Linked DNA regions of Homo sapiens: regions 1 and 3 are each linked to region 2. A link is a loop called in an ENCODE intact Hi-C map of the cell type or tissue named here. Cell type or tissue: heart left ventricle. All regions are shown on one strand.

The links. Peaks named below come from ENCODE experiments on the same cell type or tissue, not always from the same donor. Only the 100,000 strongest peaks of a DNase experiment are listed, where the experiment ranks them.
Region 1: a loop joins it to region 2, with 3 times the contacts of the local background. A loop is called at or near these places in 87 of 110 quality-filtered maps.
Region 3: it touches region 2 in a loop (4-fold over the local background); 80 of 110 quality-filtered maps call a loop at or near these places.

The regions. Positions count from the first base shown.
Region 1 is chr4:102,612,887-102,616,886 of GRCh38, reverse strand. NFKB1 (nuclear factor kappa B subunit 1) reads right to left here. Exons shown (of 24, transcript NM_003998.4): 23 at 3,306-3,462; 24 at 1-453. The coding sequence ends at 293. All of the region lies in intron 1 of LOC105377347 (a long non-coding RNA gene), which reads left to right. Among named protein-coding and RNA genes, the nearest start is that of NFKB1-AS1, 110 kb to the right of the region's middle. In heart left ventricle, no CTCF peak of the experiment used is centred here; a DNase peak (open chromatin) is centred at 1,886; H3K27ac peaks cover 1,229 bases.
Region 2 is chr4:102,447,691-102,451,690 of GRCh38, reverse strand. It overlaps NFKB1-AS1 (NFKB1 antisense RNA 1), which reads left to right. Exons shown (of 5, transcript NR_136202.1): 2 at 1,624-1,760. Among named protein-coding and RNA genes, the nearest start is that of NFKB1, 52 kb to the left of the region's middle. In heart left ventricle, a CTCF peak has its summit at 1,739 (motif pointing left); no DNase peak of the experiment used is centred here.
Region 3 is chr4:102,618,914-102,622,913 of GRCh38, reverse strand. It overlaps LOC105377347 (a long non-coding RNA gene), which reads left to right and starts at 1,812. Exons shown (of 2, transcript XR_007058205.1): 1 at 1,812-1,873. In heart left ventricle, a CTCF peak has its summit at 2,104 (motif pointing left); no DNase peak of the experiment used is centred here; H3K4me3 peaks cover 250 bases.

The DNA.
Region 1 (4,000 bases), 170 kb before region 2:
AGCAGCTGTGATCCAGCAGCAGCTGGCAAAGCTTAGTAAGCAACCTCATCCCCAGATGCATCCGCTCAGCCAGTGTTGTGATTGCTAGATACTATCTGTAAGTGAACCAAACTAAAATTCATTTATGAACCAAGAAAGGAAGCCAAGTTGAAAAGGTCTCGAGTTAAATCGAGAATGATTCAGGCGGGCCGGCTCTCTGAGCACCTTTGGATGCACTTCAGCTTCTGTCTTGTGGACAACGCAGTGGAATTTTAGGGCTTTGGTTTACACGGTGTGGGAAATTGTCAGCAGGCTAAATTTTGCCTTCTAGAGGTCCTTCCTGCCCATAATCATGGGGCATTTTGTTGAGAGTTAGCAGTGAGGCACCACTGGTCAGAGACTCGGTAAAGCTGAGTTTGCGGAAGGATGTCTCCACGCCGCTGTCGCAGACACTGTCACTGTCTCGGAGCTCGTCTGAGGGGAGAAAGCACAAATTCACTGGGGGAATGGCCGGGCTCTAAAAAGCTCATGGACTATTCTGTGGACAACTCTTGCCCACTGGCTTCTGCCAGCCACACATCCCACCTATGCCACCCTCACTGTCATGACTGCTCACCGTGGTGGGAAGGGCAGAAGATACTTGGGACATACTGTGAGGATGTTATTAGCCAAATGTCAGAATTAGCCAAATGCTTTCACATCTTCCTGCAATCTAGTCTTGTGTTTATGAGAATCCTTTCTGAATTCTCTTGACTCACAGTGGACCTTTTTTTCCCTTAGAAATCAAGTGTAGTTTTCCAACCACTGTATTATCTATTTCATAGCTGGGGAAACTGCTGAACCTCAGCAAAATAAATTGGTGACAGAAGCAAGAACTAAAAATGAGATCTCTCTCTGGGCCTCATATGCTATTACAGCATACATTGCCTTGAAAACATTTTTGGTAGCAATAAAAGTAAAATGATTTTGGTGAAAATGAGTCTATACTGGAAAATCAGGTTGAATTCCCTTTGTTTATAAGTGTCCTTAGGGATATGACCAAGACAAATTATTTCCTATACAGTGAGGAAGGAAACAGAAGTCTAACATACACTAATCAAAATGCTATCTTCTTATGTACCAAATTCCAATATTAGAATATTAAGACTTTAATGCCAGTGGCACGACTATCATTTTGGTATTGACTGATTTGTTTAATCAACCAATCTTTATTTGGTGTCTATTATGGGTTACAAACTATGCGATATCCTAAAAATAACTACAAATTAAGGGCTTAATGCTTAGGTATTTACTTTTTAAAAAAATGTTAAGTATTTGCTTTTTTTCTTTTTTAATATCTGTGCAGAAGGAGCACTGGGCTGTGACTCAGGAGATCTGGGTTGTTTTCCGGCGGATACATTATTCCTTTCTCAAGTGCGGACAATGACGTCTGCCCTTGCTCCCCTGGGAAGGCCCCCTGGCAGGGTGAGATGGGTGCTGAAACTGAGTGGCAAGAAAGAGCCAGCCAATTAAGAGCTTTCCAGGGAATGGGAAGAAACAGTCAAAAGGTTGGTCAGACTAGTGAGCCAGGGGAGCAGAGAAAACACTTGGGAATGGAGGCGCAGTGTGGAGGAAGAGCTTCCACAGCAATGTTTAAGAAAGCAAACGAGTAAAGCAGGGACACAGTTTTATCTTTAAAACCTCGAACACTGCTAGGCACACAGTGTATGCTGGATCAGGATTTGCTGAATGAATGACTGAATGAACTGAAGGGCATAACCCAGAATTAATACAATGTCACTGATTTTTTAGAAGAATCATACCGTCTGTTGGGCAGAGAATGGACTGAAGGGAGGTGGACAGGAAGGAAACAAGGGGACTGAGTAGGAGCCGTGCAAGAATTTGGGCAGGAAATGACGGCAGGCTGGCCTGGGGCGGTGGTTGCAGACAGGATGACACTCGATGCGTCGCATACGAAGTGATTAGTGGCAGAAAGGACTCCTGAGGAATTCTTGGGTTTTGTCTTAATCTCCTGGAAGATGGCAGCGCTTCTGACAGATGTAGCCAGTATTGGGCTTGGGTGAGGTACCAAGCAGGGAGGGTTTAGGACTGACCCTGGAGGGCTGTGACTTTAAAAGGTGAGTGTAGAAGAGCCAGCCAGGGGAGTGTGCTGTGGAGGAGCCAGGAATGGAGACGGTCTGAAGTTGAAGGTAGGCGTCAACCATGACACACTCTGCAAGTGGTCAAGGTGAAAAGGAGGTGACCAGATCTGGCAATGTGGAGGTGACCGGTCACTGTGAGGACAGCAGGCCTGGTGGAGCGGTGGGGATGCGATCCCAACTGCAGGAGGCCAAGCAGAGGGTGGAAGGTGGCAAGCTGGAAAGAATAACTCTAAAAAATTCTTTGAAGGAGCTCTGCTATGTATGGGAATAGAGCAATTGGACTGTAGCTAAATGGGATGTGGGATCAAGAGGGTGATTGTTTCGGTGTGTTTTGTTTTTAAAGATGAGGAAATCATGAAATGCTTGCTAGGTGACCTAGTCGGAGAGTGGGGAGGAGGAACGGCTAGTACAGGAGAGAGAGGTAAGAATTAACAGGAACAACAACCTAGTAAAGGTGAGGGGGTTAGACTCAGGGGAGAGGTGGCTCCTCAGCTGGGCAAAGAAATTTAACCCACCAAGTCCGGATGGAAGGCTGCCAATGTGGGCACAGGCACAGGTGGGCTGGCACTTGGTGCAAAGGTGAGAGGGTTCTGGTTTCTTCTGTTTTCAACAGAGTGTGAAGCAAGGGTGTTGCATGAGTAAGGGGAGGGAAGGAGTGTTGGGGGTTTAGAAATAGAAAGCATGGAATCATCATTTACAGAGTGGGAGAATAAAATTGTAGGAAATATAGGATTACTGGGCTGGGTTGAGAGTCCATTTCATATGGTTGCGAGACTTTTGGTGGCATGACACGTAGTCCCATATATGGTGGGGGACAAGGTCAGTGTCATAAGCTTGAGAGAGGAGGCAAAGGAAGAAGGAGATGGTTCTCTCTTTAAGGTAAATATTATTTCTCTCATGTGTTAAATTTAATCACCCACATCATGTTGTTTTTAGTATTTATTGTATTATTTAGTGTTTACTAAGTAGTTCATGTGTCAATGTGATTTTCCAAGGGTACGACCCCCTCATCTGAATGGTACTATCAAGAGAGGCAGAGGGTGAGCCCAGGGGGTAGAGAGACACACAGGGAAGTGTATCCAGAAAACGAGAAAGAAAACTGCCACACCATATCCAAAAAGAGCTGAAGACACCAGCCTGGGGGAGCTGGAAAATATCTCCACTGTCTTTTGTCTTTTTTTTTACCTATTTGCTGCCTTGTGGAGGCAGGCGAGAGAGGCAGCGAGTGGGCCTGAGAGGTGGTCTTCACTGGGCTGGAGGCTGCCTGGATCACTTCAATTGCTTCGGTGTAGCCCATTTGTCTCAGGGCCTCCACCAGCTCTCTGACTGTACCCCCAGAGACCTGTGAGAAAGAAAGGAAGGAGGAGCATGTTCTTGTGTTCGAGTCCCAGTGCAGGCTGTAAGCACTGACAGCCCACCCTTCCCTCTTCCATGCTGCCTCCTCCACTCAGGAGCCAGGAGGAAATGGAAAGGGCAGAGAAGAGCGACTAAGAAAATACAGTCTTCGAATCAAGTTTCCTGTTTCGGCTCAAAGACCACTCAGGAAATCACAGAGAAGTGGTTTGTAGTAAGCAGAGAGAGAGACAGCGAGAGAAGCGCTGAGGCAGTGAAACTCTGCCTACAGTGACGTCTACACAGTCTCCCTCTGTAAGCTGAAGCTCTGAAATCCATGCAGAAACAAAAGCTAACCATGAAATTTTCAACAGAAAACTTCACCCCATGCTTTTCTACATTTTATTTTTAGAAATGAAAAAAAAAAATCCCCGGGTAATGGCTCCACTAGGAGTCACCTCACAGAACATGACTCAATGCCCTGCCATGGGGTAAGGTGTGTTCTTGGGGACAGGAAGCTACACGTTGATTACAGTCGATTGTTTGCT
Region 2 (4,000 bases):
CGGGAGGCTGAGGCAGGAGAATGGCGTGAACCCGGGAGGCGGAGCCTGCAGTGAGCAGAGATTGTGCGGCTGCACTCCAGCCTGGGTGACAGAGCGAGACTCTGTCTCAGAAAAAAAAAAAAAAAAAGAAAGAAAGAAATATTTACTGAGTTTTCATACTCTGTAGTTGGCACCATACCAAACCCTTAGCAAATATAATGATGTGTGAAGGAAATTGTTTATAGAGACAGTTCTGGAACTACACTTTAGTCATATGCCTCTCAGTTAAAATCCAGGCTCTCCTTTGTCTTTCTCACTCTGTTCTTTGAAGATGCAGATAAGTTCTGTATATTCCCACTACTGAAGATTTTTTTTAAAAACTTTTATTTTAGGTTCAGGGGTACATGTGCAAGTTTCTTTTATAGATAAATTATGTGTCACAGGAGTTTGGTGTACAGATTATTTCATCACCCAGGTAATAAACATAGTACCTGATCCTTACCCTCCTCCCATCCTCCACCCTCAAGTAGGCCCCAGTGTCTATTGTTCCTTTCTTTGTGTCTATATTTAATCAACACTTAATTCCCACTTATAAGTGAGAACATGTGGTATTTGGTTTTCTGTTCCTGTGTTAGTTTGCTTAGGATACTGGCTTCCAGCTCCATCTAAGTTGCTGCAAAGGACATGGTCACGTTCTTTTTTATGGCTCTATAGTACTCCATAGTGTATATGTAGTACATTTTCTTTATGCAATCCACCGTTGATGGGCACTTAGGTTGATTCCATGTTTTTGCCCTTGTGAATAGTGCTATGAAGAACATATGCGTGCATGTGTCTTCATGGTAGAACAATTTATTTAACATATTCCTTTGGGTATATACTCAATAATGGGATTGCTGGGTCGAATGGCAATTCTGTTTTAAGTTATTTGAGAAATCGTCAAACTGCTTTCCACAATGTCCAAACTAATTTACATTCCCACCAAGAGTGTATAAACATTCCCTTTTCCCTGCAACCTCACTAGCATCTGTTATTTTTTGACTTTTTATCAATAGCCATTCTGACTGGTGTGTGATGGTATCTCATTGTGGTTTTGATTTGCATTTCTGTAATGATAAGTGATGTTGAGCATTTTTTCATATCCTTGTTGATCACAAGTATGTCTTTCGAAGTGTCTGTTCATGTCCTTTACCCACGTTTTAAAATGGAGTTGTTTGGTTTTTTTGCTTAAATTCCTTATAGATTCTGGATATTAGACCTTTTTCAGATGCATAGTTTGCAAATATTTTATCCCATTCCGTAGGTTGTCTGTTTATTCTGTTGATAGTTTCTTTTGCTGTTCAGAAGCACTTTATTTTAATTAGGTCCCATTTGTCAATTTTTGTTTTTGTTGCAATTGCTTTGGCGTCTTCATCATGAAATCTTTGCCGGATCCTATATCCGGAATAGTATTTCCTAGGTTATCTTCCAGGGTTTTTGTAGTTTTAGGTTTTTTAAGTCTTTAAATCCACCTTGAGTTAATTTTTGTATATGGCTACCCAAGATTTTAAGATTTAATAGAACACCAATGACACCAGATTTATTTTGCTTTCAAGTATAATATTGTGTTATAATATTGTCCCAATGCCTTTTTAATCCGAACAGACTCCTGCCACCTTATGCTTGTCACCAACCCTTCTCCTCCAAATCTGATACACCAGACTTTCTGAGAACCTGTGCTTTAATGAGTAAACTCACACAGCTGCAACAAATGCTGCCACCTCCTGGCATCTTTTAAAAAGGTAAAATCTGGTAAGCAAAGACTTGGTTCAGATGCTCTTTGTGAATATACATGGCCCTTCATGTACTTATTCTCCCTTCTTGCTGAGAGTTATCCATTTTTGGGGAAGCAAAATAATCTTGAGTAGGTCATCTGTTCTCTTAGTATGTCTAACCTGTTAGGATTTTGAAACTTTCTGGTGATTCTGTTTTGCCATTTAATATGCAGCAGGGCGGTAGTTCATGCTCATGAGGAAAAAAAAAGATGAACTCTTTGATGAGTATAAGTTTTTCTACTATCTGTACTATACATACAAATTTGAGGCAGAAGCCATGACATTCACCTGGAGAACTTGGCCACACTAAGCCAAAATTAAATGAAACATTTCTTGCCACTTTCCTATTTGCTTTAATTTTAATTGAAATGACCCAGTAACATTTGCAATAAGGTAGCTAGCTGCTGGTAAACTATGCCATGCATATGAAAACCTTTAAAATTTTATTACTAGTTCATATAAAATAGAGCAATGCTAATTCACTGGATTAAATTGCCAATTATTTTTAAAGTGTAAACAGGCCAGGCGCGGTGGCTCACGCCTGTAATCCCAGCACTTTGGGAGGCCAAGGCAGGTGGATCACGAGGTCAGGAGTTCAAGACCAGCCTGGCCAAGATGGCGAAACCCTGTCTCTACTAAAAATACAAAAATTAGCCGGGCGCGGTGGCAGGTGCCTGTAATCCCAGCTACTTGGGAGGCTGAAGCAGGAGAATTACTTGAACCTGGGCGGTGGAGGTTGCAGTGAGCCGAGATTACACCACTACACTCCAGCCTGGGCAGTAGAGTGAGATTTCATCTAAAAAAAAAAAAGTGTAAACAATCTGAATTGAGGCATTCTTAAAAATGTTACATCAAGAAAAACTTAACACGAGAAGCATGATTGATACATTTTGAATTGTGAATGACAAAAGTTCTTGTAAGCCCTGTGCTTATTACTTGCTTGAAAGAACAGTCGAAAGTAGATTGATCAAGGGTAGTTTTTTTTTTTTTTTTTTTTTTTTTTTTTTAAGACAGGGTCTCACTCTGTCATCCAGGCTGGAGTGCAGTGGCGCAATCTCAGCTCACTGCAACCTCCACCTTCTGGGCTCCAGTGATCCTCCCACCTCAGCCTCTTGAGTAGCTGGGACCACGGGAGCATGGCACCATGCCTGGCTAATTTTTGTATTTTTTTGTAGATATGGGGTTTTACCATGTTGTCCAGGCTGGACTCGAACTCCTTAGCTCAAGCGATCTGCTTACCTCAGCCTCCCAAGTGTACTTTTTGCTTTAGTTACTGTTGAATGTTTAGTACCCGCCATAAGGCCTAGCATATAGTAAGCTCAATGATGTTGATTGAATGAACAATTAATTCCTAACTCTTCTTCACATTAATTTATGAAATGGTGTTTAAACTTAACAGTGGATATAACCTTTACAATAAGCAAATGTGTTTTTGCTGGTCAAAGTGTGGTTCAGGGGTCAGCAGCATTGGCATCACCAAGGAGCTTGTGAGATTTACTGAATCTCAGGCTCTACCCCAGAAGTACTGAATCAGAATCTGCATTTTAATAAGATCCCCAGGTGATTCATATGCACGTTAGAGTCTCGGAAGCATGGCTTTAAAGGACATAAGCTGCCATTGTTATTTCCATTTTCCATGTAGCTATAGAATTTATTGTCCCATAGATTTCTGTTTTCCTAAATAAAATTATTCTGTGACCAGACTTCTCACTACTTTCTGACTGAGTCTATGCAAAATAAATTTTTCACATCTTTGTTTCCTTCTTTCTTTTCTAAGGTTGCTCAGGCTTAGAAACTGTGTGAATTCCTACTCCTGAGCTGTGAATCAGGGGGCTTTTTTTTTTTTGGAGACGGAGTTTTTGCTCTTGTTGCACAGGGTGGAGTGCAATGGTGTGGTCTCAGCTCACTGCAACCTCCGCCTCCTGGGTTCAAACAACTCTCCTGTCTCAGCCTCCTGAGTAGCTGGGATTACAGGCGCCTGCCACCACACCTGGCTAATTTTTTGTGTTTTTAGTAGAGATGGGGTTTCATCATGTTGGCCAGGCTGGACTTGAACTCCTGACCTCAGGTGATCCACCCGCTTCGGCCTCACAAATGGCATGGTGGCTCACGCCTGTAATCAGAGGGCTTTTTATAAAGGAAACTCCCTTCTAGGGGTCCTTGATTAAAAACTTTTTAAATGATTGAACCAGTGGTTGGCTATGAAG
Region 3 (4,000 bases), 170 kb before region 2:
AACTACGGAGCATAGAGGTTGGAGAGCAGAGATCTCTGTGAATCAGTGCGAGGGCAACAAGATATAGCTGCTATACCTCTTCCCCAGCCTACCTGCCCTCATATCCTTGATCATCTCTGAGGATTTCCTTAAGAAAAACTGTGACTTTGTGCTTACAATGCAATCTTCATGCTTAATCCTACGAAATGATCTTGCCTTTAGTGATGGCCATTTACCATGATTGCAGGTGACTTTCAGAGTGAATATCTGCATACAAGTTGCAACTAGAAAGAACCTTATGGCTCAGCCTCCCTCAGTGAAGGGATTATTACCTGTGCCAAAGGCTGTGACCTGTTCCAAAATCAACAGCTCTCTTAATACTGGGAACAGAAGTAGACCACCCTTCTATCTTCACTGCTCTTAGTGTGACCAAGGGACTGAAGTTTTTCTCCAGCACAACATGAGAGGAGGTGACACATTCAAAACTCCCTCACATACTTCTCTCAACATTTTTCTCCTGGCTGACTGGGGCTATCGCCCCTAGCAAGACCTTAGGAGCCAAGCGTTGGAGGAAGAATGACTGTCAGCCTGGATCCATGTGTGGCTAAGTGGAAGAGAGACACTACTCACCCCTGACCCTGCTGCAGTGTTGTTACTGGAGTCAAGTGATCCTGCAGTCATGCCTCTCATGTGTCTCAGTTTCCCCATGACCACCCATTGTAGTGCCTGGCAAGCAACAGATGCCCAAGAAATCTTGATTGAACACATATCTTTATTCTTTGAAGACTCTTGTGATAGTTCAATGAAATAATCACTTTGGAAAGAGGTATCAACGTGGAAAAGCTAGTTGACAGAAGTAAGATGATGCTATCTCAGCCCCTTCCTCCCTTTCATCTTAAGAAGCTTGAACAACTTGTGGAACTATTCATTTGTCCAGGGTAACAGAAAAAGGCTATTGTGGACATAATGAAATCCATGGTAATTGAAGGAGATCCATTTAATTTCAAGCCTCTCCTCAGTGTCTCCCCCAATTCCAAAACCAAATGACAAACCTGGAAAACCAATGGACAGGAACTTGTAGTCTCTAGGATTGGTATTTACATGAAGCAGCCAGCCACAGTGAGGCCAATGGAGAAGAGACACTCTCACTTTGTAGGCATTCAGAAAAACTTGGATAGTTTAGGAAGGTGATCTTTAAGATCTTAACCAACCCCAAGTTCTGTGATCTTCAAGAAAATAAACAGAATTTTAGTTTCATCCTCTTTTGACTCCTGTGCCTCCCATGTCCATTCCCTGGGGAAGCACAAGTCAGAAACAGAATTTCCCCCAAAAGCACAAAATAGGAGGCTGAAAGAAATGCAATAACTTCCAGTCAATGAATAATTCATATTTAAGGCATCCTTGCCTTTTATTAGGGGGAAAATCAAGTCTCCAAGCAATATGTCCTCTTAGTTATACTTTGGGTTCATTTTGCATTTTGGTTGGGTACGTGACGACTCCATCATCTTTGTACAGGACTGTATGCATTTTTCTTTCTCTTTTAAATAAAGCATGTTTTTGTCAAAGGACTGCAAACCTCACTAAAGAATAGTCTTTGGAATCAGATGGGCCGGCATTTGAATCTGGGGCGAGTTATTTAATAACTTCAGATCATTCATTTCCTTTTTATAAACTGGGGTTAAATATATACCTAATAGGGGTGTCTTGAGAATTATCATTAGAAATTATTAATCCAAAAGGGCTGGCATGTAATAAATGCTCCATGCTGGCTGGATCTTTCCCCTCCTCCTTTTTTCCTGTTAAAATGTACAAAGTCCAGTTTGTGCAGCTGCATTCCATAGTGGTGACCAGGAACGTCTGTGCCACATTCAGCTACTTCAGAAGACGCAGATAGGTAAATGAGCAGCAGCAGGGCTTCGTTCTGCTGAAAAGAAAGACCGCTGATCCTGAAAAAGTCTGGGTTATGCCTGCAGAGTATAGAAACCTCAAAAATGACTGAAGTTCTGAGGAAGCTATTTTTAAATGGCCTCCTGCTGTGACACAAGCTTTCTGGGAAGGTTTATTTCAGGCCCATTATAGCTTTCCACCTGATCTCCTGCATTCCTTTTGGTTTATCTCCATCTGCTGGTACAATATGAAAGATACTTTCACAGAGACCCAGACAGCACTGGTGGCCTTGCTGTTGCAGCACCACACAGAGGTTCAGGCCAGCACTGAGATCTGGGAGGAAGAGTAAGTTTTTGGGACAGAAGAGAAATGGGGCTTCTTATGAAAGAAGGGGAATGTGATTTTTCTATCTTGGCATGAGTTGCTTAGTTGTTCCTCCTCCTCAAGTCAGCTTCACTTCAAGTGAACTTCTGGTAGGTGAGCTGTCAAGTTGGAAGCCTGGAGCATGGTGACAATCCACTCCACACTTAAGGCTTAAAACCTCAACCATTATTTAATTTGCTCACGAATCTGCAATGTGGGCAGGGCTCTGCAGAACAGCTTGTCTCTATTCTGGGCAGCATCAGCTGAGGCAGTTTGAGGGCTAGATGGGGTGACTCAATGGCTGAGGGCTGGAATCTTCTGAAAGCTTCACTCCCTTACACATCTCTTGGTTGATGGTGGCATCAGCTGAGGCAGTTTGAGGGCTAGATGGGGTGACTCAATGGCTGAGGGCTGGAATCTTCTGAAAGCTTCACTCCCTTACACATCTCTTGGTTGATGGTGGCATCAGCTGAGGCAGTTTGAGGGCTAGATGGGGTGACTCAATGGCTGAGGGCTGGAATCTTCTGAAAGCTTCACTCCCTTACACATCTCTTGGTTGATGCTGGCATCAGCCAGGGCCTCAGTAAGTCTGTGGACTGAACACCTGCACTTGGTTCCTCCATGTGGCCACTTGGCTCCCTCAGAACACAATGACCAGCTTCTAAGACAGAGGGCACAGCACGATGGGGGTAGAAGTTGTATTCCATTTTATGACTTAACCTTGGAAGTCACTTAGCATCTCCTCCGTCCTTGTCACTTTTGCTTAGATTCTCAGAGAAGGAACCCAGGCCCCTCCCCTCAGTGGGAGGAGTGTCAGCCTCATGTTGTAGGTCAGGAGGCTTTGTAGTGGCCAGCTGGAAAACAATGATCTGCCACAGAAAGGAACCCGCAGAGGTGTGGAGGCATGGGCTGCTTGTTGGAAAATTAAGAATTGAGGAAAATCAGAGCTGTATTTTTTCACTTTACAGTGGGGCTGGGTAGGGGCTGGGTAGGGGTGGAGAAATGGCAATGTAATAGAAAACATAAGTAGGATTCTCCTTGAGATTCTATTTATTTGGGAGGTGCTGTAAAATGAAGAACCTAAACTGCTTTTATACCAGTGAAAAGTTTTGCTTAGAAAAGCCTTCCCTATATCAAGATTATTTATCAATCAATGACGTCTAGTACTTCTAATATTTTTATGGCTTAATTTTTGATATATTTGGAAATTATTTTGATGAAAGGAGGGAGGCAGGTGTTCAGATGGATTGTTTTTAAGTGATTAGCCGGTTGGGACCTCTGTTGATTGAGTGATATGGTTTGGCTGTGTCCCCACTCAAATCTCATCTTGAATTATAGCTTCCACAATTCCCACGTGTTGTGGGAGGGACCTGGTGGGAGATAATTGAATCATGAGGGCAGTTTCCTCCATACTGTTCTCGTAGTAGTAAGTCTCATGAGATCTGATGGTTTTGTAAGGGGAAACCCCTTTCGCTTGTCTCTCATTTTCTTTTTGCCTGATGCCATGTAAGATGTGTCTTTCACCTTCCGCCGTGATTGTGAGACCTCCCCAAACACGTCGAATTGTGAGTCTATTGAACCTCTTTTTCTTTATAAATTACCCAGTCTCGGGTATGTCTTTATCAGCATTTATCAGACTAATACATTGAGTAATCATCTTTTTCTCATTGATTTGAAATTTTACTGTATCATATACTAAATTCCTATATATTTTGGAGCCTACTTCTGGACTCAAATGATTTTTATCTGCCTTCTCATCAGGATAATATCC